Linked DNA regions of Homo sapiens: region 2 is linked to region 1. A link is a loop called in an ENCODE intact Hi-C map of the cell type or tissue named here. Cell type or tissue: HCT116. All regions are shown on one strand. Each heading gives the region's core, and the rest is flanking DNA. Links, peaks and the distances in the headings are about the cores only.

The links. Hi-C counts contacts between places; a loop is a spot of excess contacts. Peaks named below come from ENCODE experiments on the same cell type or tissue, not always from the same donor. Only the 100,000 strongest peaks of a DNase experiment are listed, where the experiment ranks them.
Region 2: it touches region 1 in a loop (3-fold over the local background); 2 of 110 quality-filtered maps call a loop at or near these places.

What each region holds. Positions count from the first base shown.
Region 1 is chr1:14,559,384-14,574,954 of GRCh38, reverse strand. It overlaps a transcript of KAZN not described here. Among named protein-coding and RNA genes, the nearest start is that of KAZN, 32 kb to the left of the region's middle. RefSeq lists an enhancer at 2,378-2,942. In HCT116, for the core only: a CTCF peak has its summit at 7,681 (motif pointing left); a DNase peak (open chromatin) is centred at 7,654.
Region 2 is chr1:15,091,714-15,107,284 of GRCh38, reverse strand. It overlaps KAZN (kazrin, periplakin interacting protein), which reads right to left. Exons shown (of 15, transcript NM_201628.3): 9 at 12,900-13,105; 10 at 12,352-12,470; 11 at 5,511-5,742; 12 at 3,825-3,926; 13 at 3,096-3,262. Among named protein-coding and RNA genes, the nearest start is that of TMEM51-AS1, 53 kb to the left of the region's middle. RefSeq lists an enhancer at 5,866-6,575 and a silencer at 6,813-6,862. In HCT116, for the core only: a CTCF peak has its summit at 6,730; a DNase peak (open chromatin) is centred at 6,734; H3K27me3 peaks cover 1,240 bases.

The sequences.
Region 1 (15,571 bases), core at 3,699-11,698:
CTTCCTCTTGTTCTTCCTCCTCAATGCCCTGGAGAGCAAGTTCCTTTCTGAAGTCTTGGCTGAACAGAGACAGCCACTGCTCTGTGCGCTCTGAGCATCCCTGACGCCCTTCCACCACCACACTTCCTCTATGATCCTGCCACTGTCAGTTTCCTCCACTGGGCTGAAAGCTCACAAGGGCAGGACGAGACCTCTCTTACCTTTGCATGCTCAGTGCCTAAGCATTCAGCTTGGCCAACAGCAGGTGCTCAACAAATGATGGTTGAATGAATGTAGGTGTATTAGTCTGCTGCTGATAAAGACATACCCGAGACTGGGTAATTTATAAAGAAAAAGAGGTTTAATGGTCTCACAGTTTCATGGGCTGGGGAGGCCTCACAATCACGGCAGAAGATGAAAGGCATGTCTTACATGGCGGCAGACAAGAGAGAATAAGAGCCAAGAGAAAGGGGTTTCCCCTTATAAAACCATCAGATCTTGTGAGACTTATTCACTACCACAGTCCAGTATGGGGGAAATCGCCTCCATGATTCTATTATCTTCCACTGGGTCCCTCCCACAACACGTGGGAATTATGGGAGCTACAATTCAAGATGAGATTTGCGTGGGGACATAGCCAAACCATATCAGTAGGCAGAGCTCCCTGCAGACAGAGATTACTTGTCTGGATTTGTAAGAAAGAGAACTTTACTTCAAGGCCATTGATGAAGTGCAGGGAGACGTCATGAAGTTCAACTTCCCCAAGCTATACATGAGGAAACCAAGGTGGGGGTGAGGGGAATGACAGTCACTTTCTTCCTTCCTGTTCAGCCTTCTATTTTATTTTTCCAAGCAAGAAAAATCCTTGTAGATTTTCTAGAGTCTCTTCAGAGTTTTTGAGATGCACACCTAAAATTATTCATTGGAAACGTTATGTCATGAAATCACTGCTGCTTGGAATAAGAGCCTATATTTTCAGGGGAAAATTGACTAGATCAATAGGAATGGTTGGACTGAGAAAATAGAATCTGAGCTCCTAGCCACCTCTGGCATTGGTAACATATTTATCTTAATTAAGACTTTTTTTTCTTTATTAAGATGTTTCTTGTTTCAGGTACTATTCATATGCCTGAATTTCTCCTTCTTCCTCCATCCTCAAAAGTGACAATCTTAGGGGTAAAGTACACTGGACAGCTTGAGTAAAAAAAAGCCTGAGAATGCTATGTGCCTGATTTATAACATATTTTAGCTTTGTTTCTTTTAAAGTTCTGACCTGGACTCATTTTCTTTGGGGTTTAGTGTATTTCTTTCTTTTTTAAAAAATTTTTTGAGACAGAGTCTTGCTGTATCATGCAGGCTGGAGTGCAGTGGCATGATCTCAGCTCACTGCAACCTCTGCCTCCTGGGTTTAAGTGATTCTTCTGCCTCAGCTTCTCTAGTAGCTGGGATTACAGGTGTGCACCACCATCCCCGGCTAATTTTTTGTATTTTTAGTAGAGACGGGGTTTCACCATGCTGGCCAGGCTGGTTCGAACTCCTGACCTTGTGATCTGCCCGCCTCGGCCTGCCAAAGTGCTGTGATTACAAGCATAAGCCACCGTGCCCGGGTTTTAGTGTATTCTAATGCTTCCATTTTGTAGAAAAGAGGTGTATGGGAAAGCCACAAGTAGATTCCTGAAAATGTAGTTGCTTTTAGCAAAGCTGCTTAATTTCTTTTTGATGAGTGCGCTATGCATTATTGGGAATTGTTTGGCTAAATTTCCCTAAATACACATGGGGCTTAAAGGAAGAGTGTGGGAAGCACTGTGTAGTTTAGGAGAAATGGGTTTACTGACCCCTAGGAGGGAGGAACTTAATGAATCAGAAGTGTATTGCTTCTCATGCATGAAATAGGACTTCAAACCTCTCCCCCATTCCTCAGAGCTGAGGAGCATGAGTGATCGGTTACATTTTTCTGGTCTGTTACATCGTTGCTCCTGAAGGGTTTCCACAGATAGAACATTAGCTTTCTGGGTAGCACGGAAAACTTTATTTCTTTATTGTCTTGACTCAGCAATGTCCAGAAGAGTGCTAGGTATATAGTAAGTACTTAATACTTACATAAATGTTTAATCCGTTAGGTGTTTAGGTTTAACAAACTAAATAATGAGTCCAAGAAGGGGGTCTTTTCTATGAGTCTAGACATCCTCCACATTTCTGATTCTTCCTGTTTCTCTTCCAGGGGAGTGGGGGGCCGCTCCGCGGGGCCAAGGAAGTCACAAATGAGGTACACATACCCCTTCTTAAAGGCCCCTACATGCTCTGCCTGGTCAAAGCTTCAGGAATAGGCTCAATGCGACAGAGCCGCTCGGCCAAGTGCACAAGAAGCCAGGCCAAGCGCACAAGAAGCCAGCCGGCAAACTGTACTGGAAGGCTTTATACTCTTGCTTCCCAGGCCTGAGCTCTGAGCCCAGAGTCATACAGATCAGAGATCTGGGGACAGGGAGGCATTGTAGAGGGTCTCCTCCAGGGAGACTGGATTACAAAGAAAACCTTTTGAAGCCTGGGGCTATTTTCACCCAGGAAGCCTCAAGGACTGGGGATTGCCCAGCTCATTCTCTTCTTCCCTTGGGTTCTGAACCCACGCCAGCACCTCCTGAGGCCCCTTAGTCTGATGCTGGCCACGTGAACACACAGCCTTTGTACAATGCCGTGCCAGCGGACTCTGCATCATTAATCTGCATCAAGAAATATGAAGCCCCCAAATATTCCCTTGGCCACCACTGAAATAACCTGTAGAGCCATGCTTAAATGTAAAGTGTTACCTACTGAGTTATTCTAAAGTTTCCCACCTACCCATTAAATGATGAAAATGACTTGGCCTGCCTCCTGAGGGCTGATCCCAGAGCGGCGGTGGGAACGATGCAAGAAGTACCTCCCCCGAAGCTGCAGGGGGCAGCCTTCCCATAGCACTGGCTGGATCCTGTTACCCTAGCGGGGCTTCCCCAGAGGTTTACATTAGATCAGAACCACATCCTTCCAGTTTCTCTGCACTAGAGAACCAGGTGGATGCTCCTGGTTCAATTCCAGATGGAGTAGTTACATTGCCCTCACTGTCAGCCCACTCTGGTGCTAACTCAATGCAAGCCCTGCCTCTCCTTCCCTGCCATCCTCATTACTTAGCTCCAGTTGCCAGCCCAGTTAGAGGGATGGATCATTTGATGAAGGGTAAATCTCTATGGAATCTTGGCGGAGGGGAGGTACCACCATTCACCCTGGCCCGGAGTCTCACAGTCCATACTGTTCCTGATTCAAGTAGCACAGATAAATGCAAACGTGATGGCTGCCTTTATAGGGGGATGGAGTGGGGGCGCTCCCTGCTCTCATGCTGGTTTCCTTAGCCTCTGACCAATTTGCCAGAACACTTGCAAGGTTCAAACAGCATAGGCGCATGGAGCCATTGATCCCACATGGGGAACTCAAAAAGCTTTGCCAAGAGAGATTAACCCCCTAAAAAGCCCATTTTACTGAATTAGGCCAAAGCAAAAACAGAAGTGTAAGAGTACTTAGCAATTTTTGCAGAGTGAATTCAGTGAGCAGACGACAGAGATTCAATATATGAAAAAGGTGAGCAATTATGGCCAATAATAACTCGTTTCTTTCTCTTTGGTGTAATTATTGCATGAAGTCAGCATTATACTAAGCCGTTTAACCCTAGACCTAATTTTATTCCTCAATAGTAGTTTGAAAAAAAAAAAGCAGAAGCATTCTGAAAAAATTGACTGTGCTCACAGTTCTTAGTTTTGAATTCTATGTACGTTTCTACAAGGTTATATTTGGTCTTGTTATAAAAAAACAAATAAAAAAATCCAAATATAGTGAAGGGTTTTTGTCATAGGGCATGGGCGGCAGAGGAGCCAAGGTTAGGGAGGTCATTCCGTTGAGGTCGGGGCATGGAAAAGTCGTTCCTATATAAAAAATTGTCAAGAAGTCAAAAATTTAAGTTTCTAGAGGACAGGGAGAAGCTGCAGATGAGAAATTCAGGTAGGTAGGTAAGGATTCAGAGGTCAGGAGTAAGTAAGAGATATGAAGGCCAGGACAGTCGTTTGAAACAGAGGTATAGTGAAGAAACTAGAACTTTCCCGTATTGCTGGTGCGAATATAAGATGCTACAGCCACTTTGCAAAAACAGTTTGGTAATTTCTCAAGATGTTAAGCATAAAATTACCATATGACTCAGCGATTCTATGAGTTATTTACCCAGAGAAATGAGAACATACGTCCACACAAACACTCGTCGATGAATATTCACTGCAGCATTATTCATAATAGTTCAAACATGGAAACATTCCAAACGTTCATCAACTGATGAATGGTTAAATAAAATGTGGTCTAGCAATACCACGGACTACTGTTTCACAATAAAACAAGTACTAGTGAATGCTACAACAGGAGTGAACCCCAAAAACATGCTTAGAGAAATGTCAGCTATAAAAGAACACCAGTTGTACAATTCCACTTATATGAAATATCCAGAATGAGTAGAACTAGTCACAGAAAGTCGATCAGTGGTGATCTGGGGCTAGGGATAGGAATTGGGAGGAGGAGGAGGGTAAAAAGGTACAAGGTTTGTTTTTGGGGAGATGGTAATGTTCTGAAATTAGTGAGTGATGACATACAATTCTGTAGATAAAATGAAATTGTACACTTGGGAACATTTTATGGCATATAAATTATACCCTAATAAAGCTGTTAAAAAGCAACACAAAAGCTGAGGAATGAAGGAACCTAGTTAACAAAATGGGGTTATGAACCTGACTGAGGAGAGAGGAGCGTGAGATGGGCATCCTGGATTTTTAAAAATTTTTTATTATTAATTTTTTTGAGACGGAGTCTCGCTCTGTCACCCAGGCTGGAGTGCCGTGGTGCAGTCTTGGCTCACTGCAACCTCTACCTCCTGGGTTCAAGCAATTCTCCTGCCGCGGCCTCCCAATGAGCTGGGATTACAGGCACCCACCACCGCACCCAGTTAACTTTTTTGTATTTTTAGTAGAAACGGGGTTTCACCATATTGGCCAGGACAGTCTCGATCTCCTAACCTTGTGATCCACCCACCTCGGCCTCCCAAAGTGCTGGGATTACAGGTGTGAGCCACCACGCCTGGTGGGGCATCCTGGATTTCATCAGAAACTGATTTAAGGATTCAGCTCCTAACTGGTCCCACCCCTCTGGCTGCAGTTGCCAGAGCTAAGGATGCCCTCCTGGCTGATGAGAGGTTTCCAGGTGTTAATGACTTGTGATTTTAAGCAGAAATTTTCCCAAACTGGTTGATGATAAATATTATCGAGTATTTCCATTAAAAAAGTAGAGGAGGTGGCTGGGCGCGGTGGCTCATGCCTGTAATCCTAGCACTTTGGGAGGCCGAGGCGGGCAGATCTTGAGGTCAGGAGATCGAGACCATCCTGGCTAACACGGTGAAACCCCGTCTCTACTAAAAATACAAAAAATTAGCCAGGCATGGTGACAGGCGCCTGTAATCCCAGCTACTCGGGAGGCTGAGGCAGGAGAATGGCGTGAACCTGGGAGGCGGAGATTGCAGTGAGCCGAGATCTCGCCACTGCACTCCAGCCTGGGTGACAGAGCGAGACTCCGTCTCAAAAAAAAAAAAAAAAAAAAGCAGAGGAAGTAGAGGAGGTAGAGGAGGTGGTTTTGTGGTTAAGTAAGTTTGGAAACTTGCATCAAGACATTTTTGTATGGCAGGACTTCTGAATCTGTTGTATAATATCCAACACATTTTCTAAATACATCCTTTCCCATATGGAACAACTATTATTGTTACACAAGAAATAGAAAAAAAAACCTCACACAACTATAAATGGGATAGCCTTAGGAAAAACATGGGAGCTGTCAGAAGTTCATCTGGGACATGAGCAAATACTTGTGAATTTTTTGTGGGATATTTTCAGCTCCTTCATTCAGCAAACGTTCATTGAGTGACTCTGCATCAACCGAATGGAGTGCTGGGGTTACTGTATTGTGTAACTGCCTTAATTTCCCCAGGGCTAATGGAAATGCAAGGCACATAGTAGGTCCACAATCAGTGTTTGTGGCTGAATGGATCGGAATCTGGTGGGGGAGACACATCGGATCCGTCGTAGTTTCTACTGCCAGGAAACAAGTATCCCAGACTTTGTGGCTTAAAACAACACCCATTCCTTATCTCATGGCTTCTGTGGGTCAGAAGCCTGGGTACAGCTCAGCTGGATTTTCTGCTCAGGGTATCAAGAGGCTGAGTTGGCTGTTGATATGGTTTGGCTCTGTGTCCCCACCCAAATCCCACCTTGAATTGTAAGAATCCCCATGTGTTGTGGGAGGGAACTGGTAGGAGGTAATTGAATCATGGGGGCAGATTTTTCCTGTGCTGTTCTCATGATAGTGAATAAGTCTCACGAGATCTGATGGTTTATAAACGGGAGTTCCCCTGCACATGTTCTCTCTTGCCTGTCACCATATAATACATGCCTTTCACCTTCCACCATGATTGTGAAGCCTCTCCGGCCATGTGGAATTGTGAGTCCACTGAACCTCTTTTTCTTTATAAATTACCCAGTCTTAGGTATGTCTTTATCAGCAGCATGAAAGCGGACTAATACAGCTATGTTCTCCTCTGAAGCGGGGGTCCTCTTCAAGCTGACGTGATTGTTGGCAGAATTTGAATCTTTGTCCTCAGCCCCTAAAGGTCACTTGTCACTCCCTTCAATGTGGCCCTCATGATAGGCAGTTCACATCGTAGCTTTGTGCTTCCTCAAGGCCAGGAGGAGGACCTCTTTTGCACGGATTCTCTTCCTTCAGGGAATGAGCGGATCCTCTTTGAAAGGGCTCACCTGATGAGGTCAGGCCCACCCACAGTAATCCCCCTTTTAAAACTCAAAGTCAACTGATTAGGAACTTTAACTACATCTGCAAAATCCCTACACTTTTGCTACAGAATGTAACCTAATCACATATGTGAAATCCTACCATATTCATAAGTCTTTGTCATACTGAAGCGAGGGGGTTTATATAGCTGTGTACACCAGGAGGTGAGAATCTTAGGGGTGGTTTTAGAATTCTGCCTACCACAGGATATTAAGTAAAATGGGGGAGTAAAAGAACTGTGAAAGATCAGAGGAGGGGTCTTTTAGCTGCTGAATGAGATGAGGTGACATCTAGGAAGTCTACCCAGAGGGAATGAGTTTTAATAGACTGAGATGGTTGACTCAAAACAAAAACAGAAACAAAATAACATTTCTAAGTATATGTTTTTGAATATGAGCATTTGATAATTACAGTACTAAACACCATTTTTAGGTTTAAAAGAGAGGTTTGTAAACATTAAAAATATTTAAGCAGTTCAAAGAGCAATGCAGACTTACTTCACTTTATTGCATTTTGCTTTATTGTACCTTGCAGGTATTACATATTTTTACAAGTTCAAGGTTTGTGGCAACCTTGTGCTGAGTAAGTCTATTGGTGCTATTTTTCCAACAGCATGTGCTCACTTTGTGTCTCTGTATCACATTGTGGTGATTTTTGCAATACTTCAAACTTTTTCATTATCATTATATCTATTATGATGATCAGTGATCTTTGATATTACTATTATAATTGTTTTGGGGTGCCATGAACCACAACAATATAAGATGGTGAACCAACTTGAGAAATTTTGTGTGTTCCGACAGCTCCACCAACTGGCCGTTTCCCCATTTCTTTCCCTCTCCTAGGGCCTCCCTATTCCCTGAGCCACAGCAATATTGAAACTATGCCATCTAATAACCCTACAATGACCTCTAAGGGTTCAACTGAAAGGAAGAGTTTAACATCTCTCACTTTAAATAAAAAACTAGAAATGATTAAGCTTAGTGAGGAAGACACATTGAAAGCCAAGACAGGCCAAAATGTAGGCCTCTTGCACCAAATACTTAGCCAAGTTGTAAATGCAAAAGAAAAGTTCTTGAAGGAAATTAAAAGTGCCAACTCCAGTGGACACATGAATGATAAGGAAGAAAAAGAGCCTTGTTGCTGATATGGATAAAGTTTGAGTGGTCTGGATAGAAGATCAAACTAGCCATAGCATTCCTTTAAGCCAAAGCCTAAAATCCAGAGCAAGACCCTGAGTCTTTTTAATTCAATGAAGGCTGAGATGGGAGGAAGCTGCAGAAGAAAAGTTGGGAGCTAGTAGAAGTTTGTTCATGAGATTTAAGGAAAAAAGGCATTGGTGTAACATAAAAGTTCAAGGTGAAGCAGCAAGTGCTGATGGAGAAGCTGCAGCAAGTTATCCAGAAGATCCAGCCTAGGATCGTTAATGAAGGTGGCTACACCAAACAACAGATTTTCAGTGTAGATGAAATAGCTTTATATTGGAAAAATATGTCATCTAGGATTTTCATAAGTGGGTAAGAGAAATTAATGCCTGGATTTAAAGCTTCAAAGGACAGGCTGACTCTCTTGTTAGCATCTAATGCAGCTGGTGACTTTAAATTGAAGTCAATGCTCATTTCCATTCTGAATATCCTAGGGCCCTTAAGAATTGTGCTAAATGTACTCATCTGTGCTCTATAAATGGAACACCAAAGCCTGAATGACAGCATATCTGTATACAGCGTGGTTTACTGAATATTTTAAGTGCATTGTTGAGACCTACTGCTTAGAAAAAAAGATTCTCTCAAAATATTACTGGTCGTTGACAAGGCACCTAACTATTCAAGAGCTTTGATGGGGACATACAAGGAGATTAATGCTATTTTCATACCTGCTAACACAGCATCCTTTCTGCAGCTTGTGGATCAAAGAGTAATTTAGACTTTCAATCTTATTATTATTTTGTATTAAGGAACACATTTCATAGGCTATAGATGCCACAGATAGTAATTCCTCTGATGGGCCTGAGTAAATTGAAAACCTTCTGGAAAGGAATCACTATGCTAGATGTCATTAAGAACATTTGTAATTCATGGGAGAAGGTCAAAACATCAACATTAAAAGGAGTTTGGAAGAAGCTGATTCCAACCCTCAAAGTCATGAATGACTTTGAAGAATTTAAGATGTCAGTGGAAGAAGTAACTGCAGATGTGATCAAAATAGCAAGAGAGCTACAATTAGAAGTGGAGTCTAAAGATGTGACTGAATTACTGGAATCTCAGGATCAAATTTGAATAGATGAGGAGTTGCTTCTTATGGAAGAGCAAAGAAAGTGGCTTCTAGAGATGGAAACTACTCCTAGTGAAGATGCTGTGAACATTGTTGAAATGACAATGAAGAATTTTGAATATTACATAAACTTAGTTGATAAAGCAGCAGCAGGGTTTGAAGGGATTGACTCCAATTTTGAGAGGTTTTACTTTTGACAAAATGCAAACAGCATTGCATGCTACAGGGAAATCTTTAACGAAAGGAAGGGTTAATCAATGTGTCAAGCTTCATTGTTGTCTTATTTTAAGAAATTGCCAGAGCCACGCTAACCTCCAGCAGCCACCATCAGCATTGAGGCAAGCCCTACAACAGCAAAAAGATTACAGTTTGCTAAAGGCTCAGGTGATCATTAGCATTTTTTTTAGGAATAAAATGTTTAATTAAGGTATGTACATTGCTTTTTAGACATACGCGATTGCACACTGAATAGACTATGGTATTATGTACATACAACTTTTATATGCACTGGGAAACAAACACTTTGTGTGACTCACTTTATGATGACATTCATGTTATTGCTGTGGTCTGGAACTGAACCTGCAATATTATCAAAGTATGCTTGCACATGAAGCCTGACTTCTAAGGAAGGGCAGGGAGGGAGAGGAAAGGATGCTACAATTAGGGAAGATACCTAGGGGTCTCCAACTGTATGGGTAATGCTCTATTTATCAAGCTAGGAGGTGGGTAGGCCAATGTTCTTTATTTTTTATACACTTTTGGTGTATGCAAAGCTTCATAATAATTTTTTTCGTTTCTCCTTCTCAACCTGAACCCCCAGTATCCAAATTCTCTTCCTGTAGAAAATACTGTCGATAGTGTCTGTCTTGGTTATGCTCCCACAGATATTGTATGTAACAACAACAAAAATAATCACTTGTAGCACTTACTCTGTGCCAGGCACTGTTATGGCATTTACTTTATTTTTATTTTACTTTATTTTATATATATTTTTTGAGACGGAGTCTCACTCTATTGCCCAGGCTGGAGTGCAGTGGTATGATCTCGGCTCACTGCAATCTCTGCTGCCCAGGTTCAAGCAATTCTCCTGCGTCAGCCTCCTGAGTAGCTGGGATTACAGGTGCCTACCACCACTCCAAGCTAATTTTTTTTTTTTTTGTATTTTTAGTAGAGACAGGGTTTCACCATCTTGGCCAGGCTGGTCTTGAACTCTTGACCTCGTGATCCACGCACCTCGGCCTCCTAAAGTGCTGGGATTACAGGCATGAGCCACTGTGGCTTTTATGGCATTTAACATACATTCACCCATTTAGTTCATACAGCAAGCCCACAGGGTAGCTTCTATTATCATCCCATATTCAAGATGAAGATGCAGAGACATGGGGAGATTAAAAAACCTACCCAGTGCTGCCCACTTATTGAGTGGTGAGGCTGAGATTTAAACCTAGAAGATCTGTCTCCAGGCACTATGTTAGGCTGTGTGCTACCTGGATTCACAATCACAGGTTTATTTTTTCCTATTTCTTATTCTGGAAAGAAAGTAAGTAGGAGTTGACCAGGTGGACAAACTGTGGAAGGGCATTCATACAAAGGGAACATTGTAGAATGAAATACTAAGTTCAGAACATCACAACCAGGAAGAGGTGCGCTGGGGCCTGAGAATAGATAGGAAGGTAGGACTTAAGTACTAAGGCCCTCAGATGCCATGTTAAGGAGTTCAAGACCAGCCTGGCCAACATGGTGAAACCCTGTCTCTACTAAAATACAAAAATTGGCTGGGCATGATGGCGGGTGCCTGTAATCCCAGCTACTCAGGAGGCTGAGATGGGAGAATCACTTGAACCCGGGAGATGGTGGTTGCAGTGAGCCAAGATTGTGCAACTCCAGCCTGGGTGGCTGAGCAAGACTCTGTCTCAGACAAAAAAAAAAAAAAGGAGTTTGAACCATACTCTGAGTGCAATCAGGCACCAAAGGCCTCATGTTGGTAGCCATATGGAAATACACAAGCAAAACTAAAGACAAGGAGACCATTTGGGAAGCTATTGCAGTCAATGGGTAAGAAGTGATGCAGTTGAACTGTGGCAGGGCTGAGAGGATGGGGAGGAGTGGTGAGAGCTGACTGCCCTCCAGGGGATGGAGCTGATGAGAGTTGAGGGTAAGGAAAAGCAAGGACTTGATGGGGATGAGTGACTGGGAGTGATGGCTAAGCTTCTGACTTAGGTATGGGAGTAGCGGAGGCATCATCCACTGAGATAAATCCAGGAAGGTGATGAATTCGCCATGATAGGTTTGGGACAGCTGGGTACAAATGCTAACTATTCAAGCCAGGAGTTTGGAAGACAGACCATGATAGAAGCATGTTGTGAACCATTATTCTCAAAATGTGGTCTAGGGAAAGGCCTGACTGGAGTCCCTTGGGTTATGGGTTTATACATCTTACTGGTCACACCATGGAGCCACTGAATCAGAGTCTCTGGGAGTGAGGCCAGGGAATCTTCATTTTTAACAAGCTCCCCAGATGACCCTTGTGGATTGTCAAAGGAGAGCTCCAGGAGCTACTGGTGATTGAATGCACTTGGTAGAAAGGCTGATCCAGGCGTGACTGCAGGTAATTCTCATTGGATTGGGAGAACCCTATGGTTGGAGGCCTTGGTGCTTGGAGCAGAAATTGTCCACAGTGGCAGATTTCACATCTGTGCAGGGAGCAGCCTCCTCTGACTCTTCTGGCAGCTGTGGGGATGCTTTTGTCCTTCTGATTTGACAGCTCATCCTGGTCCTCCTCTGCCTGACACTTAACAAACATGTCAAAGTGCCACTTCTAAGGCCTCTTAAATGATCCACAACGCTGTCTTCCACAAATCCCCTCGGAGATGAGTTGTCTTAACTAAACGCACTCCAGAGTGCTATGCAATCGAGTATTTGGCTTGCCCATCATTAAAACAGCCTTCTCCTGCTTTCCACGGGAATCTCTGGAAGGCACTGCCATGTGGATGTGTGGGAAGAATTAAAGTTCTGTCATTAATAAACATCTACTGTAAGTGATTGGAAAATAAACACAGGGCACTCCTTGCACTTAGTAGGTGCTCAGTGAACATCTGCAGAAATAGCCTGAAACTACCCAACATCTGCAGAAATAGGTTGAAACTACCCATGTTTCACCATCTCATGGTTCCACCACCCACAAGACTGGAGAGAAATACATTTTGCTGAATACTTGCTGCTATTTCAGAGACTGAAAACCTCACAGAAGAAAAGTCAGCCAGGGAATCAGAGGATTTCAGAACTAGCTTAGGATATCAATGACAATCCACCGCAATAGGTCTCAATAACTATTACTACCTTGAAGAGACTATGGGTCTTTCGGAGCCAATCTTGAAGTTTGCTAAGGTTTATACAGTCAAATTTATCCAGGTGAGTCAAGCTACAAAATGTCTACAACTTCAGAACTAGTGTCAATCATCCAGAATACGAAAGCAAGCATACTTTTTCCGTATCCCAAATATTTCAGATTGGTTTCCCTCCACTTCCCTTGCTGTTGGAATTTGGTCTCAGATGCTTTGACTCCCAGGCAATTGCTCACAACTAATTCACCCTTTTCCAAATTAGAAGTTAGTAGCATGAATAGCTCCAAATTAGCTGGAAGATTTCAATTTATTTGCCAAACAGAATGGCAGTCGTGTGTCCTCAAAGGGGTGGAGGCTTACCTAATAAAAGCTTAAGAGATTGCCACTTCCACTTGCCTGGTAAGTAATTCTGTGCCTTTGATGGGTCCATCCCCAGGGGGAGGCAAACGGGTCTCCCAGGTTCCTGGGTTTTTCAAAGGCCTTCTCTCTGGGGAGCCACTTTTCTTCAACTAGGAGGAATTTCAGAGGCTTTTTGAAACTTTTTTCTTCTTTTTTTTTTTGAGATGGAGTTTTGCTCTTTCATGAAGGCTGGAGTGCAGTGGCACGATCTCGGCTCACTGCAACCTCCGCTTCCTGGGTTCAAGCGATTCTCCTGCCTCAGCCTCCCAAGTAGCTGGGATTACAGGTGCCCGCCACCACGCCCGGCTAATTTTTGTATTTTTAGTAGAGATGGGGTTTCATCATATTGGCCAGGTCTGTCTTGAACTCCTGACCTCAGGTGATCCACCTGCCTTGGCCTCCCAAAAAGTGCTGGGATTACAGGTGCGAGCCACTGCGCCCAGCAGAACTTTCGACATGGGAGGACTATGGTTGTCTCCTCCCAGTATTGACTGTAACTCCAGCTTCCGGGATGTGAAAGTTTCCCACCTGCAGCCACTGATCTGCATTTCTGGTCACATGGGCCACCCCTCCCCAAAAGCTGATTGGCCCAGGGGTAAGAACTGGACCCAAAGCAGCCAATCAAGCCAGTGTTGGGAAACAAGCCTTTCAATCATCATTTTCTTTATCTTTTCGCCAGTCTCGGGTCTGTCATGTCCTTCCCAGGCCTCCTCAATGCCTTTTCTGTCCCTTCCATCTCTTATCAGCTGTGCCATTAGCTAGAAGTTATTGGGAAACCCCAGAGTGTTTACCCACTCGGAATATTCCCATTTCTTTGGGAGTTTTAAAATAGCTCAGTGATTCAGCCATGAGCTGATTCAGCCATGAGCTGTTTGGGTCAGTGAAGGGCACCTGACCCAGGGGCAGCCAATCCACAGGCTGGCCACAGTGTATGGGAAATATGGTTTGGGAGTTTTTCCCAGAAAGGCTGATGGTGCCGATGGAACCAAGCAGGTGCTCCCTCCAGAGTGAGCACTCAGGAGTTGATGCAGAGAGGAGCTTAGACAGGGAGGGCTTGTGTTAATGGTGGGACCCTGGCACAGACAGCCACACACTTCTCTTCCTGATGGGGCAACATAGTATGCCATTAGCCAGAACTGCCTTAGGTACCATCCAACTTCCTGTTCTTGCCATTTCGGATGTAAGGCCTGGCTGTGTTACTTCTACTTATTCAATACCTGAGATAACAACCAGAAAGCCGAATCCAGTATGGAAACTCCTCTCTCCCTTGCCTTTGCCTTCCCTTTCCCTTCTCCATCTTTACTCCTTCTTCCTCTTTCCCATCTTCTCCTTCTTCACATCATCATTATCATCATCATCACCACCACCACTGTTATTTAATGGACGCTCTCCTTGTGCCAGGCACTGTCAAAAGCACTGTATATCCTTGAACCTGCTAAATCCTCACAACAACTTGTCAGGTAGGTATTATTTATTATTATTATTTTGAGATGGAGTCTCGCTCTGTCGCCCAGGCTGGAGTGCAGTGGCGCGATCTCGGCTCACTGCAACCTCTGCTTCCTGGGTTCAAGCAATTCTCTGCCTCAGCCTTCTGAGTAGCTGGGATTACAGGCACATACCACCACGCCTGGCTAATTTTTGTATTTTAGTAGAGATGGGGTTTCATCATGTTGGCCAGGCTGGTCTCAAACTCCTGACCTCAAGTGATCCACCTGACTCGCAGGTAGCTATTATCATTGAAGGGGTCAGAATTTGAACCCAGGCCATCTGGCTCTGGGTCTGGGAATCCTCATGCCGCCCTTACAATCTGATCCTGTCAGAGCTTAAAAGGACTACTGAGGTCACCTTCTCTACTAATTGTCATACTTTGGGATTTTGTAGACCGATGAAAAATAAATAAGCAGTGAGGGCAGATATGGGGTGGCCACCTTCTTATTTCAAGAAAGGACAGTGGGAATGTTAAAACAAAAGATGTCTTTACCTTCATTAAAGAAAGGCCATTCACCACAAAAAGAGAAGGGAGGGCATAACCTCAGAATAAAGTACAGACATTTGAACTGAATAAGTCAGGCATTATGAAAACTCACCATATTGACTTATTTTTCTAATTTTGCTGCATAGCAATTAAAATGTGGCCCTGAACCAGCCCTAGGTCTTGGACTGGTGAGTGTCACTTGCTCTCCTCCAATTCTCACATTGTTTGTAAGGAAACAGAGGCCTGGACAGGGTGAGTGACTTCATCAAGGTCACACAAGGAGTTGCACGCAGATTTGGAACTTGGTTTCAGGTCTTTTGACTCCTTCAGCTGAAGGGTATTATTTCAGGGTTGAGAGTGGGGTGGAGACAGTGGGGGATCCTTACCTCTAACTAGGGAAGGACTGAAGTCTACAAATGTGCTTTCTGAGCCCTCAATGGAAATGGATTGGAAGCTCTGGCCTCGAGAATGCAGTCCGGTCTTGGGAATTTACAGTATCTTCTTCTTCGTCTACTGGCCTGTTTCCATTCTCACAAACACATTGAGAGGCAGATAATTCTGGTCTCATTTTAAAGATGGAGCAACTGTGGCACAGAGGAGTTATGGGCCACTTGCTCCAGATCATAGCATCAGTGGCTTGAAGGCAGTTTTCCCAGAGGTGCCAGAACCTGGCCATCCTAAAGCATAGACTGTGAGACCCATCATT
Region 2 (15,571 bases), core at 3,659-11,658, 530 kb before region 1:
GGAACTCCACACCATCCACCTATGAGGTCTTCTCCCATCTCTGTAAGCTTCGTGAAGGCAGGACATGGATCACCCAAGTGCCTGCTCACAGCAGGTGTTCAATGACTGTGGAGGGTGGCTTTTATGGCAAAAGGGGCACTATTCTAGCTTAGATCCCAGGGGAGAGAGATCAGTTCCAGAAAGAGCTTCTGACTAGGAGTAGAGACCTGGGTTCCAGTCCTGCTCTGGTTCCAGTCCTGCTCCTTTGTGTGTCCTGTCCCTGACTCTGTTTTAGTGACAGGCCATATTGCCTTCAAGGCATATTTTTTTTGTTTGTTTTGACTCCTCCGATCCCCTGGCAGCTGCCTTTGGGTACCTCTGCTCCTTGCTGCATCCTTCCTGCCCACTGGTTTTATTCTCCAGGTCCTTAAAGAACAGTCCTATGACTGACACATTGTTGGCGCCGGACCAAGGTTTATCGGGAGATGCAGGAAGTCAGTGTGTGTCAAAGCAGATACCATGAGACCATGGCAGAGACTTCTCCTTGGCGCCTTTGGGTCATGTGCATTGTCAAAGTTGTGGGAAGAGACTAGAGATGACGTCATATTGGGACCCATAAGCTCTTGGTGAATGTGGAGCCTGGACAGAGTCATTTCCCTCTTATCTTATCATTGAGAGGTTCATTGATTTCGTCTCATTCTTGAAGAAGTCCCTGCCCCACCACAACATAAGAACCCACCCTATTTGTCCCCACCAGTCCCTTCTCTGGTGCTCCCTGACTAGTCTTAGTCCTGAACACACCTGTCACCTCATGAGTGGTCAAGAGTTTAATCAGATACACAAATGCCTGCTAATATTCAGCTAGAGCCATCTCTCCAGGGCTCAGAAAAAAGTTTGTTACAGATCATGTGGCTCCAGAAGGGAAGTCAGGGAAAGGGGATAATTCTGAGGAGAAAAGGCTTTTTCCTGTGTCTTTTGATTCATGGCTCCTGGAGGAGGGTTTTGTTTTGTTTTTCTGTTTTGTAGAGATGGACCCTTGCTCTGTTACCCAGGCTGGAGTACAGTGGCATAATCATAGCTCACTGCAGCCTCACACTCCCGGGCTCAAGTAATCCCCAGCCTCAGCCTCCTGAGTAGCTGGGATTATATGGTGCACTCCACCACCTCCAGGGAATTTTTTTAATTTTTAGTAGAGAAAAGGTCACGCTATGTTGCCCAGGCTGATCTTGAACTCCTGGACTCAAGCAATCCTCCTGCCTCCGCCTCCTAAAGTGCTGAGATTGCAGGCATGAGCCACCATGCCTGGCCTAAAACAGAGTTCTTATCAAACATTGTCTCTGTAAGAAGCACCCCAAAATGCTAAAAATGTAGAGTCCTGTGCTCTGCCAGCAGATACTTGTCCTGCAAGTCTGAGGCAGGACCAGGGAATCTGCATTTTACAATAGCTTCAATGATTCTGCTGCAAGGGTCTGTGGGGTGGGCCTCACTTTGAGAACAGCTTGGGTGTCAGCCTCCAATAGGGAAGAGCAGCCCAGGACACCTGGACCCTGCCATACATGCACAATTTTTCCTTAAGCCTCAGTTTCCCCACCTGTATAACATGGGGAGTGGCCCAGCTGCTCCCTAAGGATCCATGTGGTTTAGGGGTTTAGGACTCAGGCCTGAGTTAGAGAGCCCCAAGGTCAAATCTGGGCTCTGTCAACAAAACCAACAAACCTTTAGATAGGCTGATTAAAAAAAAAAACAAAACTCAAACTCAGATCACTAAAACCAGGAGTAAGTGAATGAGTGAGAGAATATGACTACCAACTTTATATATAAGAGGCACTATAAGATAAAAATTATATGATCAACTGCATGCCACCAGATTAGCTAACCTAGATGAAATGGACAAATTCCTAGAAAGATATAAGCTACTGAAACTGCCTCAAGAAGAAATAGAAAATCTGAACAGACCTCTAACAAGTGAAGAGATTGAATTAGAAGTCAAAAAGCTTCCCAGAAAGAAAAGCCTAAGACCAGATGGCTTCGCTGGTGAATTCTACCAAATGTCTAAAGAATAACAAACACCAATCCTTCCAAGCTTTTCCAAAACCCAGAAGAGGAGAGAATACTTCCCAATTCATGCTATGAGGGCTATATTACCCTGATACCAAAATCAGACAAAAACATCACAAGGAGGGAAAACTATAGACCAATATCCCTTATAAATATAGATGCAGATTTTTTCAACAAAGTACTAACAAATTTAATCCAGCAATATATAAAAAGGATTATACACTGTGACCAAGTGAGATTTATCCTGGGAATGCAAGGTTGGTTTGACATATGAAATTCAATCAATCAATATAATACACCATATTGATAGAATAAAGGACAAATCTAGGATTTGCCACTTACTAGCTGTGTATCTTGGGCACATAGCTTGGTACCTTTGAAGAAGTTTCTCCATCTATAAAGGAGGGATAGTGCTACTGATCTCTTGACATTGCCAGGAGGATGAAATTAGATAGTTCACACAGGAAGTATTCAATAAATGGTCATCTAACCCTAAGTGCATGATTTTAAGAAGAGAATCCACTGGGAGGGGGACTGGTTTATGCCCAGGTGTTCATTCTCTGGTCACTTTTCAGATGGGGATACTAGGATAGGTGGGCTGATGTGGTCTGCTTACCTGGTCCATAAGCATCATTAATATGCTCATTCCTGACTCCAAGCCTTTGTCCCCACAGTTGCCCCACCTGGACCAACCAACTCAACCTATTAGGCCAATGCAAGTCCTCCCAGCTACACTCCACCTGCACGTGGCCTTTCCTTACACATGCACTGCTTGCTATCTCTTCTCTAAACACCTGGGTGTTTTTTGATCTAATATACACTTAATTCAAGACCTGACTGCTCCTCTACGTCTTTCTAGTCTATGACCTTCAGGCTAAAGCACTTTGCTTCTCTGAGCCTTAGTTTCCTGATCTGTAAAAGGTGACCACCATGGTGCAAAGAACGAGTGGGAGGCAGTAAGTGATGGGCCAGGATGGGGAGCTGGACCATCTGCTTCCAAAGCCCTGAGCTGTACTGTACCCAGCAGCCCACATGACTGGATCCCAGCCCGTGCTCACTTGGCTGGGTGGAAGACGGCGCTCATCTCCTCTGCCAGGTGTCTCCGGAGGATGTGCTTCCCACTGGGGATGCCCAGGGCAGTGGCCATGGCCTCGGCATTGAATGTGGGCTCCAGCACCAGCACAGCACCATGGACGCCGCTGTTGGTCAGGTTGTCTGCGTACTCCTGGGGGCAAAGGCAGGGGACTTGTTAGCCTGCAGGGGCCATGCTGCTGGCCTAAGGGGGCCCCAGTTCCACGTGGGGCTCTGTCCCCAACAGCAAGGGCTTGACCCCCTGGGGACCAGTTAATTTGACGGTGAAGAGGAACCCCTCCCCAATTTTTTAGAGCCACGAGGTCAGGGACCTCCTGTTACTGAGATGGTCCCTGACCCTAGCAGGAAATCATCAATATTTGTTAAATGAATCTCAACCCCACACTTGCTTAGGAGAGTGGGGCTGGCTCAGCCTCTCTACCCCATGTGAGCAAAGCATCATGACATGGGGCTCCTATTTGGAAGGTAAGCAGTTCCCTCCTCCTGAATAACAGGAGGCAGGTAATTCTTGCTGGGCCTGAGTTAAGATGCTCCAGCCCACACAAAGGGGATATTAATTTGTGTGGGATTTGCCCATTGATTTGCATGAGATCTGCATATTGATTTGCATGTGATTTGCATATTGATTTGCATATAGATTTGCATGGGGTTTGTGTATGCCCGAGAGTCACCCCGACCTCCGCTATCACCCTCACCTTCAGGTCGATGTCTCGAACCCACTTGAGCACCCGCTGGTTGGTCCACACCACGGGGTCAATGTTCTGCGTCTCGCAGCGGGCCCGGCGCTCCTGGAGGGCCTTGTGGGGAGACAGTGGGTCATTCGGAGGGACAAGGGGACACGCAGAGGCCACGTGTGGAGTGGGGGTGCCCCGCATCTCTTTTTCCCCCCGAGACAGAGTCTCTCTCTGCTGCCCAGGCATGAGTGCAGTGGTGCTATCTGTGCTCACTGCAACCTCCGCCTCCCAGGTTCAAGCAATTCTCCTGCCTCAGCTTCCCGAGCAGCTGGGATTACAGGCACCTGCCACCACACCGGGCTGCTTTCTTTTTGTATTTTTAGTAGAGATGGGGTTTCACCATGTTGGCCAGGCTGGTCTCGAACTCCTGACCTTGTTTGTGATCCACCCACCCTGGCCTCCCAGAGTGCTGGGATTACAGGCGTGAGCCACCAGGCCTGGCCCCTGCACCTCTTTTTACATGTAACTGCTGTGATCTCCCACACGTGCCTCCTTGGCAGACTGGGGACTGGGGCCAGGGTCTGTGTCCTTGTCACTCCCTGTCCTCGGCGTGGCATGGGGAAGGCACTGCTGCTGTCCTCGCTCCACTAACAGGGAGCTCTGACTGCCCAGAGCCACACAGTGGCACGTCTTGGAGTTGGAATGAAAACCCATGTTTGGCTGATTCCAGGTCCTCTCTCACCATCTCGCCACCGTATCGCAGGCCTCCCTGGGTCCCACAGGGACTGACCCCAGGGTTCACAGTAGGCACACAGTGGATGCTTTTCAGTGGGTGGTTGAGAAGGGGGACAAAAGGCTGGATGGCCCCCTCTTCTGTCCCTCTTCTGACCCTGAATTGTTGGGTTCTGACATCACTCTAAGAAAAGTCAGCTACCTGGACTCAGCCCCACAGTGCCCAGCAGCTCAGGCCCCTGGTGACCTCTGCAGCAACCCCCCACCACCTCCCACCTCAAAGCCAGCACCCCACCCAACAGGACTCTCAGCAACTCTGCTGCCGTGGATCAGTCCTCTGGGCCTTCACCACACTGTTGCCTCTGCTGGGTTACTTTTTCTCTCATGTCTTCTACTGATCCCTGGGGTTCCTCCTTCGGGTCTCAATTTAGTCGTTGCTATCTCTGAGGAGCCATCCCTGAGCCCCCTGAAGACTTCTCTGGGTTTTCTTTTTTTCTTTTTTTTTAAAATAGCAAACACTTAAAAATTTTTATTTTAATTTTTGTGGGTATACATAGTAGGTATATCTTCTCTGGGTATTCATAAAACCCTGGGCTTCCCTCACTGGGACAATCTCCCACAATATTGGCACCACCAGCTTCCTTGTGGTTCTCTCTGGTAAGCACTTAGCTCTCCAAGGATGAGGGCTCCCATTTCCCCTGCACTGAGCACAGCGCCTGGCCCGTGCCCAATAGGGGGTTGTTGGAAAGAAGGAGGAAGAGAAGATGGCTGGCTGACTGGCTGGCTGGCTGGATGATGGCTGGATAGGTAGGTAGATGGATGGACGGATGATCAATAAATGGATGGCTGGATGATGGATGGATGGGTGGACAGATGGATAGACGGGTAGTGGGTGGACAGATGAACAGACAGTAGATGCCAAGAGGGGAGGGGTGGGCAGTGGAAGGTGCCCCCACCCTGTGCCCTGGTCCTCACCTCCCTGCTGAAGTTCACTTGGTACAGCAGCTCGATCCCCAGCAGGATGCTGACCTGGTGGAACTTCTTGGACACGTTCAGGTGCTTCTCCAGGTCTCGCTTCATCAGGGAATTCAGCATCCGCCCATCAACCAGGTGGTTCTGAAAGGCCTGGGAGTACTGGGACAGGCCAATGTCATTCAGCCAGGCCTTGGCCACCCAGTGATGGTCCAGCTCGGCAGCTTTGGACAGGCTGGGGAGGAGACATAGCCAGAGAGTGGATGGGTGGGGAAAGGCGGCAGAAACAGACGGACGGGCAGAAATGGGTGGAGATGCAGAGAGAGGAAAAGCAATGGGGTTGGGGGAGGACCAAGAGAGCCACAGAGACAGACATGGACAGGGATGGAGCCGAGAGATCAAGAGGAAAAAAGGGAAAAAATGAGACAGAAAGGGCAGAGATGGTGAAAGAGGTGGATGGAGGAGGGAGACAGAGAGAGAGAAAGGGACACAGAAAGAGAGAACAAAGAGAGAAAGAGACAGAGAAGGAGAGAGAGAGACACTGAGAGAAAGGAGCAGAGGGAGATAGAGAAGAACAAAGAGGAAGAGGCAGAGAGAGAGAGAGAGAGAGAGAAAGACCGAGACTCAAGAACAGAAAGGGATCAACAGAGAAACAAACGGAAGGGAACAGGAAGAGAGAATCCCACACTCAGACGCAGCGAGGGTGAGAAGGCGCAGGGGCGGGGAGCAGAAGGGCCACGTGTGGCAGGAGGCAGCACCTCTGGGGACCCCGCCCCTCCACCTAAGCCCCCCTCATTTCCCTGGGGGCCTCCACAGCATCCCCGAGACCCACAAAGCCTGGGCTTGGCCCACCTGATCGGCGCATCCCTCCCCAGTGCTCTGCGGTCTGTTTTCCTGCTTCAGGGATGTTGGGTGTCCACTCAGGTGTGCCAGGCAGGTCCTAATCATGCGCGAAGAAGGCAAAGCTGCCGTCCTCGCTCTGCAGATGGGATGCTCCAACTTTGCCTAGAGCCACACAGTGGCTCATCTTGGAGTCAGAATTAAAGTCCATGTTTGACTGATTACAAACCCTCTCTCTTACCACTGCACTGCCAGGTCTCAGATTTCCTTGTGCCCCACATAGAAATGACCCCTGTACCACGTATACAGCAGGTGCGCAAGTGCTTGAATTTTCAAGCCGGTGAATGTGTGACTGTGCCTGGCTGTCATTCCGCTGCTCGCCACACAGTGGCAGCCTTGCAGAAGGAACGAGGATCACCGCATCCCACCTGCAAGGGACTTTGCAAAATGCCCCAGGTCTGACAGGTGGGAGAGCGCTGGTCTAAGTGGGAGGTGCAGGGGGCCACGAAGCCATCAGTATGTGAAAGGGAAAGTGGTGGGCTTGCAAAGCCACTCCACCCTGCTCCTGGGGCAGCAGCCAGAGACAGCTTGTCATGCCACCCTCCTGCTGAGGGTCCTGGGTGGGTCCTCCCTGTCCTTCCTGCCTTCATGCCCGGATATGCATTCAGCATCCCGTGACCACCCTGCTGGGGTACATGCTGCCATACAATGGGCTCCTCTTCCCTCCTAACCCCTTCCCCTCTTTCTCCAGGCACTCCTGTCTCTGTATTACCCATCTCCAGGGCTCTGGAAGGCACCCGTGAGGGAGGGCTCCCAAATTCTCCACTCTCTTCTGAGCAGCTAAGCTCTGAGCTCTTTTCTGAGCTCCTCTTTCCTCTCTCAGCCTCTAGCTGTCCTCTTAACGCTGCCTGGCTGTCACAGACGTGTCATACTTAATGGCTCAGTTGTTCCCCTTCACTGTCACTGTCACCGTCACCCAGGGGCCCTTCTCTGTCACCCAGCTCCCAAGCTGATAGCCCGTCCTTGTCTGTCGGTCACTCTGGTCAGTGCATCCTCTGTCCACTTCTCTCCTTTCCCAGCTCTAAGCTGCAGGCGTCTCTGGTGTGGGTTTCTGCCACTTTCCCCGGCTGCTCCCCGTTTCCTGCCTTTGCTTCCCTTCTATTCCGCATCCCCCAGGACCACCAGGGGGTCCTTTTAAAATGTCAGTGTGACCGTGCACTCCCCTGCTCAACACTCTGTGGCTTCTCTTTGCAGGAGTAAAATCGCAAGTCCTTTGAATGGTCCACAAGGGTCACCTGCACTGGCCCTGGCTGACTTCCCCTCCCCCAACGCACATGGGGCTTGGGGTCCTGGGGGCCGTTTCCTGGAGGCACTGAGCTCTTCACCCCCCATTCCCCTCCCCGGCCAGCCCCTTGCAACCCTGCCCAGGGCTCACCCCTCCTCATCCCTTGGGCGTCAAATCTCCCTTTTCTCTGAATTTGCTGTCTGAAGTTGCCCCCAAGTCTGCTTACTGTCCCTAGTGCTTTCCTTCAAAGCTCTAATCACATACTGAACCTAAGCAATTGCTGGTTTGTCCACTAATTTATTTTCTCTCTTCCCCACCTTAGCAGATAAGCTCATTCAGGACAGAAACTGCGTTCACTGCCAAACAGCACAGTCTACGTGCACAGTAGACACTGATTGAATGCTTCCTGGAATAATGGCTAAGAGCAGGATGGGCTTGCAGCTTGGCTTCACTCTCCTTCCCTCTGCCCATCAGCCTCCCAGAACCACTTGGGTCCACTGGGACCCCCTTGTCTCCGGGCCTGTCCTCTACCCCACCCTCTTCCCCCAGTGAACTCCTATGGACTCTGCAGAGACGTCTGGTCTCCCGGAAGCCTTCCAAGATGTCATGCTGGGTCAGGAGCCCTTCTCTGTGTCCAAAGCCCCTGGAAGTCCCCATCTCTGCACCAGTCACATTGTGGTTCATGGTTACGCATCTGGCCAGCTGCCTCACTGGACGGTCAGCTCCTGGGGGGCAGGGTGGGGTGTGGCTTATCTGTGAATGTCCAGGGCCCCTTCAGGCTCTGAGTTCACACTCACCAGTGTTTGTCTCATAGTCGAATGTGTGGATGACAGAGCAGTGCTGGGTGAGCGGGTCATCTGCCCCAGTCCACCTGGAGGCTGCCCAGCTGGAGCTCCTGAACTGGAAACTTCTGGCCCAAGACAACCTCCCTTCTAGGATGAAAAGGTCCTGGGGCAGTCCCCCTCCCAGTCCCTCAAGGGCCGGCCTCAGCCTTGTTACAGGACGGTTCTCTCGGGCAGGAGCTGGAGCCCACAGCCCTCTGAATCAGATGCCACTGGGCCAGATTTGTCACTGATGAAGACTAGAATGGCCTCCTCTCCTCTCTGAAGCAAGAGTTTGGTCAGCAAATCAATGGTGCAACAAGAGTTGGGGTGGAGAGCTGCAAAGGGGGCACCCCACTTAACCTACTCGAGAGGGGCCCATCCATAATCAGCAATCTCCATCTGCATGCCCACAATTAATGTGCTCCTGCCCTTCAGAAATGTTCTCTTTTCATTAAGGGTGTCCCCATGGGGCCGCAGCTTGGCGATACGTTCCCAGCTGTTGGTTTGAGCTATTTATTGTAAGAGCCCAAGTTGAATAAAACAGCATGATTTTAAAAGGAATTCAGACATTTTATAAAATCTGTCACTGCCCCATCCCTGAACTGGAGCCGGATTAGACTCTGAAATCTGAGGACGGCACAAAATTTAGATATTGTCTGGGTCACGGCGCAGCACGGAAAACGGGAAGCTGTTCTGGTTCTATTACTTTTTAGCTCTGGGACCTTGAAACTCTGGGTCTCCGTTTTCTCCTCTGTAAAACGGGGAGAATTGCGCTTGCCTCATGGAGTTGTAGGGACTAAAAGAGAGGAGAATGCAAAACCCCTAACACAGGGTCTGGGACACACCTAGTGTTCTATAAATAGTAGTAGTAGAAGCTGTCATTGTTCTTGTTTTTAACACAAAGGCAGCATGGGACACTGGAAAGGCAACTGACTTTGAAGTCAGGTTTTTTGTAGTGTGACTTTATGCTCATGATTTCTCTGCATCTAATTTTCTCCGACTTTATTTTTCAGACGGAGTTTCATTCTTGTCGCCCGGGCTGGAGTGTAATGATGCAGTCTCGGCTCACTGCAACCTCCGCCTCCTGGGTTCAAAAAATTCTCCTGCCTCAGCCTCCTGAGTAGCTGGGATCACAGGCACACACCACCACGCCTACTAATTTTTCTATTTTTAGTAGAGACAGGGTTTCACCATGTTGGTTAGGCTGGTCTCGAACTCCTGATGTCAGGTGATCCACCTGCCTTGGCCTCCCAAAGTGCTGTGATTACAGGTGTGAGCCATCGTACCCGGCCTTCTCCATCTTTAAAATGGGAGTAAGCATGTCTATCCTGCATTGATGTTGTGAGGGTAAATAAAATGATATCCATAAGGTGATGATGGGTTGGTAAGGGGTTGGTGGGTTTTGTCATTGGTATTTTGTAGATAAGGTGACCAGTCCCAGAGAGGACGCCATCATGCCCATGGTCACACAAGATGTCATGGCTGAAAATGTTCTCGAAGATGAACTCATTTAGAGTTCTTACCCCCGAGTCCATGGAGCCCTGAAAGTGGGTGGGCCAGAGAGTCCCACCCACCAACCCAACACAGTGAAAAGTTGTGAAGTTTTGTGTATTTTTTCTAGAGAAAGTGTCAAAAGCTCTTATTAGATTCTTAAAGTGGTCATGATCCTCAAAAGTTTAAAAACCACTGTCCTAATTTAACTCCCTTCACTTCTCAGGTGGGAAACAGTCCCAGAGAGGGCAAGGTCATGTGGCAAACTGGAGACAGGCCAGATTCCCACTGGGAGTAGAAAACTCAAAATAAGTCCTCTGCCTCCTCCAGGAAGCCCTGGGGGTGTCTAAGGGTGGGGCTCCACGATCCCTGGGACCACAGACTCCTGGTTCCTGGAGGTTAACGTGGTGCCACTGTTAGGGATTAAATGTTTCCCTCTGCCATGCCCCCCACCCAATTCACATGCTGAAATCCTAACCTTCGATGTGATGGTATTTGTGGCTGGGGCCTTTGGGAGCTGATTAGATGAGGTCATAGGGGTGCCCTTCATGATGGGATTATTGTCCTTACAGGAAGAGACCAGAGACATCACTCTCTCCCCCTCCCTCTTCCTTCTTCCCCATGTGAGGACACAGCAAGAAGGTTGCCTTCTGCAAGCCAGGAAGAGAGCCCTCCCCAGGTCCCAACCATGCTGGCATCCCGATCTTGGACTTCCAGCCTCCAGAACTGTGAGACGTAAGTTGTTGTCTAAGCAACCCAGATGGTGTCATTTTGTTATGGCAGCCCAAGCAGACTAAGACAGCCCCATTTAGGGGCTGTGTTGTGCAACACACAAGTGCAGGCCATGCTGGGGGACGAGGCTGTCGGGGGCAGGGGCTGGGCAGGCCGCACCCCTGGGAGGCAGAGGACGGTGGGGACGTCCTCCCCCCATGCATTTCTTCTCTTCAAAATCAAAGTGGCTTTTAGTGTTTTTGTTTTTCTGCCCTTGCCCCCACTACAAAAGTAATCTATGAAAAGAAAAGAAGAAAAGCTTATCCCCATTTAGGGGGAACCCAGGCAGTAGCCCAGACTCCTGAAGTTTTTGAAAGATGAAGCAGTCATCCCCACCCTGTTCATTGAACACAGGCAGTGTTTATGGACCCTGCTGGGTGTGGGGTAAGGGGGCAGGAGGGATTTCCTACTTGGGTGACCAAAGATGGTGAGGGGATTCAGGGATGGCTTTAGGGGATTCCTGGATGGAACTGGTTAGGAGGTGGGTGCTGGGTGTAAGGTGTTTTTGGGACCCTCAGGAAGGAAAGCCCAGCAGGGGTTGCCCTCATGGCCCTCCTCCCCATCCCTCAGCCCAGCCCTGTCTCAGACGAGCCAGCATCCTGATGGTGCCAATGAGGCCTGGCACCTTCTTGCTCTGAGTCGCTCCCTAAGTTTCTGATCCAGTCTCACCTCAGTACTTCCTGCCACCCTAGAGTCATGCCGAGGGCCCCTCTCCTGCACACATATGGATTTGGTTTTCCTGCTTCCAAACCAGCCGATTTTCCACCCCAAACCCTGCTTCTAAAAAAATCCCCTAAGCTGCTTCTGCAAATTACAGCACACACCACCAGGTTTGATTAACTAACTACACAAAAATGATGGAGAAACCAGTGAAGGACATAATTATGCAAAACAGAAGTGTCAGATTTACAAAGCGAGTTCTTCCCCTCTCCACATTCTCAGAACGGGGTGGGGCGGGGTGGGGGTGGGGGTTCCTTCCCTTTACCCTGTAGCTGCCCCTGCTCAACAAATTTTGCTCACAGAAAGCCAGGAGAGAGGCAGGCAGGCCGGAGGCAGAGCAGGAGTGGTATGAGCGGTGGGGGTGGGTGGCCTGCGGGGGTACACCTGATGAGAAGGCCCTGCAGCCATCCCAGGTATGCTTGCTAAGAGAAGCCCCCTCCACCTGGCCCGCTCCTCTATGGGAGAGGTTTCACCAAGCCCACTCACGCCTACTTGATCTCTGCCTGCCTCGGCTCTGCCTTGCACCGTTTTTCCTCACCCTGTTATGTATGGTAAGAACCAGGAGCAGACACCATGGCGGCCCAGTGTGCAGAGCTGCTTGGGCTGGTCCCGGAAGGCAGAGGAGTGCTGGGGGGCTCGTGAGGTTCCCGCATTGGTTGGGGGTGTACTAGGGCCTTTGGGGCCTCTTGTCTTCCCCATGTGTCTGTCTTTCTACGGAGGGGGCTGGCCCAGAGCAGGGCTGGGGTATGCCCAAGCCCCCTCATCAGGGGCATCCCCGGACCATCTTAGTCACACCCTGCTGTCCCCCACCACCTGGTTCAGCCCACAGTGCCCCGCTCACCCCACCTGTGTGACCAAAGGCCTCAGGATGACTTTTTCTCTCCTCCCCCGGGGCCCCTCGTGGTGGGCTCACCTGCGGCCTGCCTCGGCATCACGGTAGTCCTCGATGGCCAGGCGCAGCTTGCGCCGGTGCAGGGAGCTGCACACCCCAAGGCCCAGCTGCAGGTCCTCGTCACTCAGGCTCAGCAGCACCTGCCCCCGGGAGGGAGTGTCATATGGGGGCTGGGACAGCTGCCGGCGGGGTTCCTGCCCTAGAGGGGGTCTGTTGACATGGGGCTCCTTCCCCATCTCCTGCCCACCTTTCATACAGTGGGGTCAGGGCACATGGAAACCTCTGCAACTCTGATGTGGGGCGGAATCCCTGTTCAGGCAGAGGGAGCCCTTTCCCTTAGGCAGGTAAAGGAAACCTGGGTCCATTGTCAGGATGAGGCAGCTGAGGGCTCTCTGCCTTGCCAGGGAGGCACAATGAGCAGGTACATCAGAGGCTGATTGCATTGGCTAGCTCCTAGATTGCACCTTCTCCTGACTCCAGGGTAGGAGTGGGGGGCAGGCCAGCTTCTGGGTACGTAAAGCTCACAGAGGGCATGGGTGGCATCCCATAGGGGGCCCGGAGTTGCCTACCTTCCCGCTCTTCACGTTCTCCGTGCAGGCCTTGACGTACATAGGCATGGCCATCACCACCTCCAGCCAGGCCTGGACGGTGCCCGCCTTCCAGTGGGACATAGGGGTGGTCCTCACCAGCTCCACCTGCTGCAGCCGGTCCATCTGCTCCTCGCCTTCCGACAGGCTGAGGCTCTGCCGCGTGGGGCTGCACTGGCTGTCCGAGTCTGCAACACACAAGTGCAGGCCATGCTGGGGGACGAGGCTGCTGGGGGCAGGGGCTGGGCAGGCCATACCCCCGGGAGGCAGAGGGTGGTGGGGACATCCTCCCCTCCATGTATTCTCTTCAAAATCAAAGTGGCTTTTGGCGTTTTTGTTTTTCTGCCCTTGCCCCCATTACAAAAGTAATCTATGAAAAGAAAAGAAGAAAAGCTTATCCCAGAAAAAAATAAAACAGTAAATGAAGATCACCCCACGTGACTGTGAAAGGCAAATAAATCTTGGGACCCCAAACTCATTAAGCCAAAGGGAAAAGTCAAGCCGGGAACTGGGTCACACAAACCTGCCTCCCCGTTTTGATTCCTAAATAAGATGAACTGCTACACACCTCCCTCATATTTTGCCCACAAGGAAATTCCTGGCGAGCTTGGAGATATTTACCCTAAAGCATTTCTGTTAAAATTCACCATGGCAATGTAAATGGATAGCTTATCTTTACACAGTATTCACCCCTCTGCTCACCTGGCACAAATGCATATCTGATTGTTCCCCTGCCTCATTTATCTTTATCTTATGTAAAAATGTCGATTTCCTGCATGTTCCCCATCTGTCTATGTTACCTTATGTAAAAATGCAGATTCACTGGGCCAGACAAAGGCACGAATGATTATTTTCCCCCGCCCCCCTCTTACATGAAACTGTGTGCTTCTCAATATCCTTTCGCCTTTAAATCTGGAGGCCTCAAAATCATCTTCGGAGAAAGGCACAGACCTGTCTCCTGGGCGCGCGTCCTTAACTTTGACAAATACACCTCCTAAAATGACTGAGACCTGTCTCATCATTCTTCTAGATCGACACCACCTAGAGACAGCAGCTGTTAAATACTCTTTTCTGGATACAGAAAAGCCACACTTACAAACACACACAGACCCGCTTGCTTACGGGGTGCGTGCATTTGAGGTGTGTGCATTTGTGATATGCCTGTTCACTTTCGCTGTGGAGGAGACTGTTCCATCTCCACAGAGACCTGCGGTACCTTTTGACTGCGCGGGATTCATCAGAAGGAGGCTCCGTAATTTATTTCACCTCCTACTGATGGGCATGGCGGTTGTTTCCAATTTTTCACTATTGTAAACAACACAGCGGCAGTCGTCTTTGGGCAACTGGGTGATTTATTTTCGTAGGATAAATGGAACCCAGCTCCATTCCTTAATACACTGAAAGCTGTTTCTGGAATGGCCCTCACAGACCAAAAAAAAAAAAAAGTTCATCCACCAACATTTTCTAACCCCACTCTTCTATATATGGTTCGTTGCATCAAGGCCTGGTAAATATGAAAAGTTCAGGTTACAGAGACTCAATTGAGAGGGGAAAAGAATCTCTCTAAAAGAGGGTTCGATAAAAACCTAAACAGGCCGGGCGTGGTAGCTCACGCCTATAATCTCAGCACTTTGGGAGGACAAGGTGGGCAGAATGCTTGAGCTTCAGGAGTTTGAGATCAGCCTGGGCAACATGGTGAAACCCCATCTCTACCAAAAATACAAAAAAATTAGCTGGACGTGGTGGCGTGTGCCTGGGGTCCCAGCTGCTCAGGAGGCTGAGGTAGGAGGATCTTTTCAGCCAGGGAGGCGGAGGTTATAGTGAGCCAAGATCATACCACTGTACTCCAGCCTGGGTGACAGACTGAGACCCCAACTCAAAACAGAACAAAACAAAACAAAACAAAACAAAACAAATAAAAACACACACACACACCCAAACAGACAAACTCAATACCATGAGAAACAACAAGTATTTAAATATAACTCTGACTGGCTGGGCACAGTGGCTCATGCCTGTAATCCCAGCACTTTGGGAGGCCGAGGTAGGTGGATCACCTGAGGCCGGGAGTTCAAGACCAGCCTGACCAACATGGAGAAACCCCGTCTCTACTAAAAATACAAAATTAGCCTGGGTGGTGGCATATGCCTGTAATCCCAGCTACTCGGGAGGCTGAGGCAGGAGAATCGCTTGAACCCAGGAGGCGGAGGTTGAGGTGAGCCGAGATTGCGCCATTGCACTCCAGCCTGGCCAACAAGAGTGAAACTCCGTCTCCAAAAAAAAAAAAAAAAAAATCAAAAAAAAAAACAAAAAAACAAAACCTCTGATTAGAAATGACCCTGCTGAAATTCAATATTATAAATCATTACAAGAATGTAAAAAAAAAATGCTTATCCATCCATAGAGACAGGACACAACATTAAAACAATAGGTGATAAGTCTACACAAATGTTCATAGTTACTGCCTTTCTGTGCTGGGGAGAATATGGTTATTTTCTTTTTGTTGTATGTCTCTGTATTTTCAAAGTTCCCTAGTAAACATGTATAGTTTTGTAATAAAAACTTTGGAAAAATTAAATACTAGGAAGCAATATGAATGGTTATTGATGAGAGTTTGTTTGAAGGAATGACGCTCCATTCATATGTTGGAATAT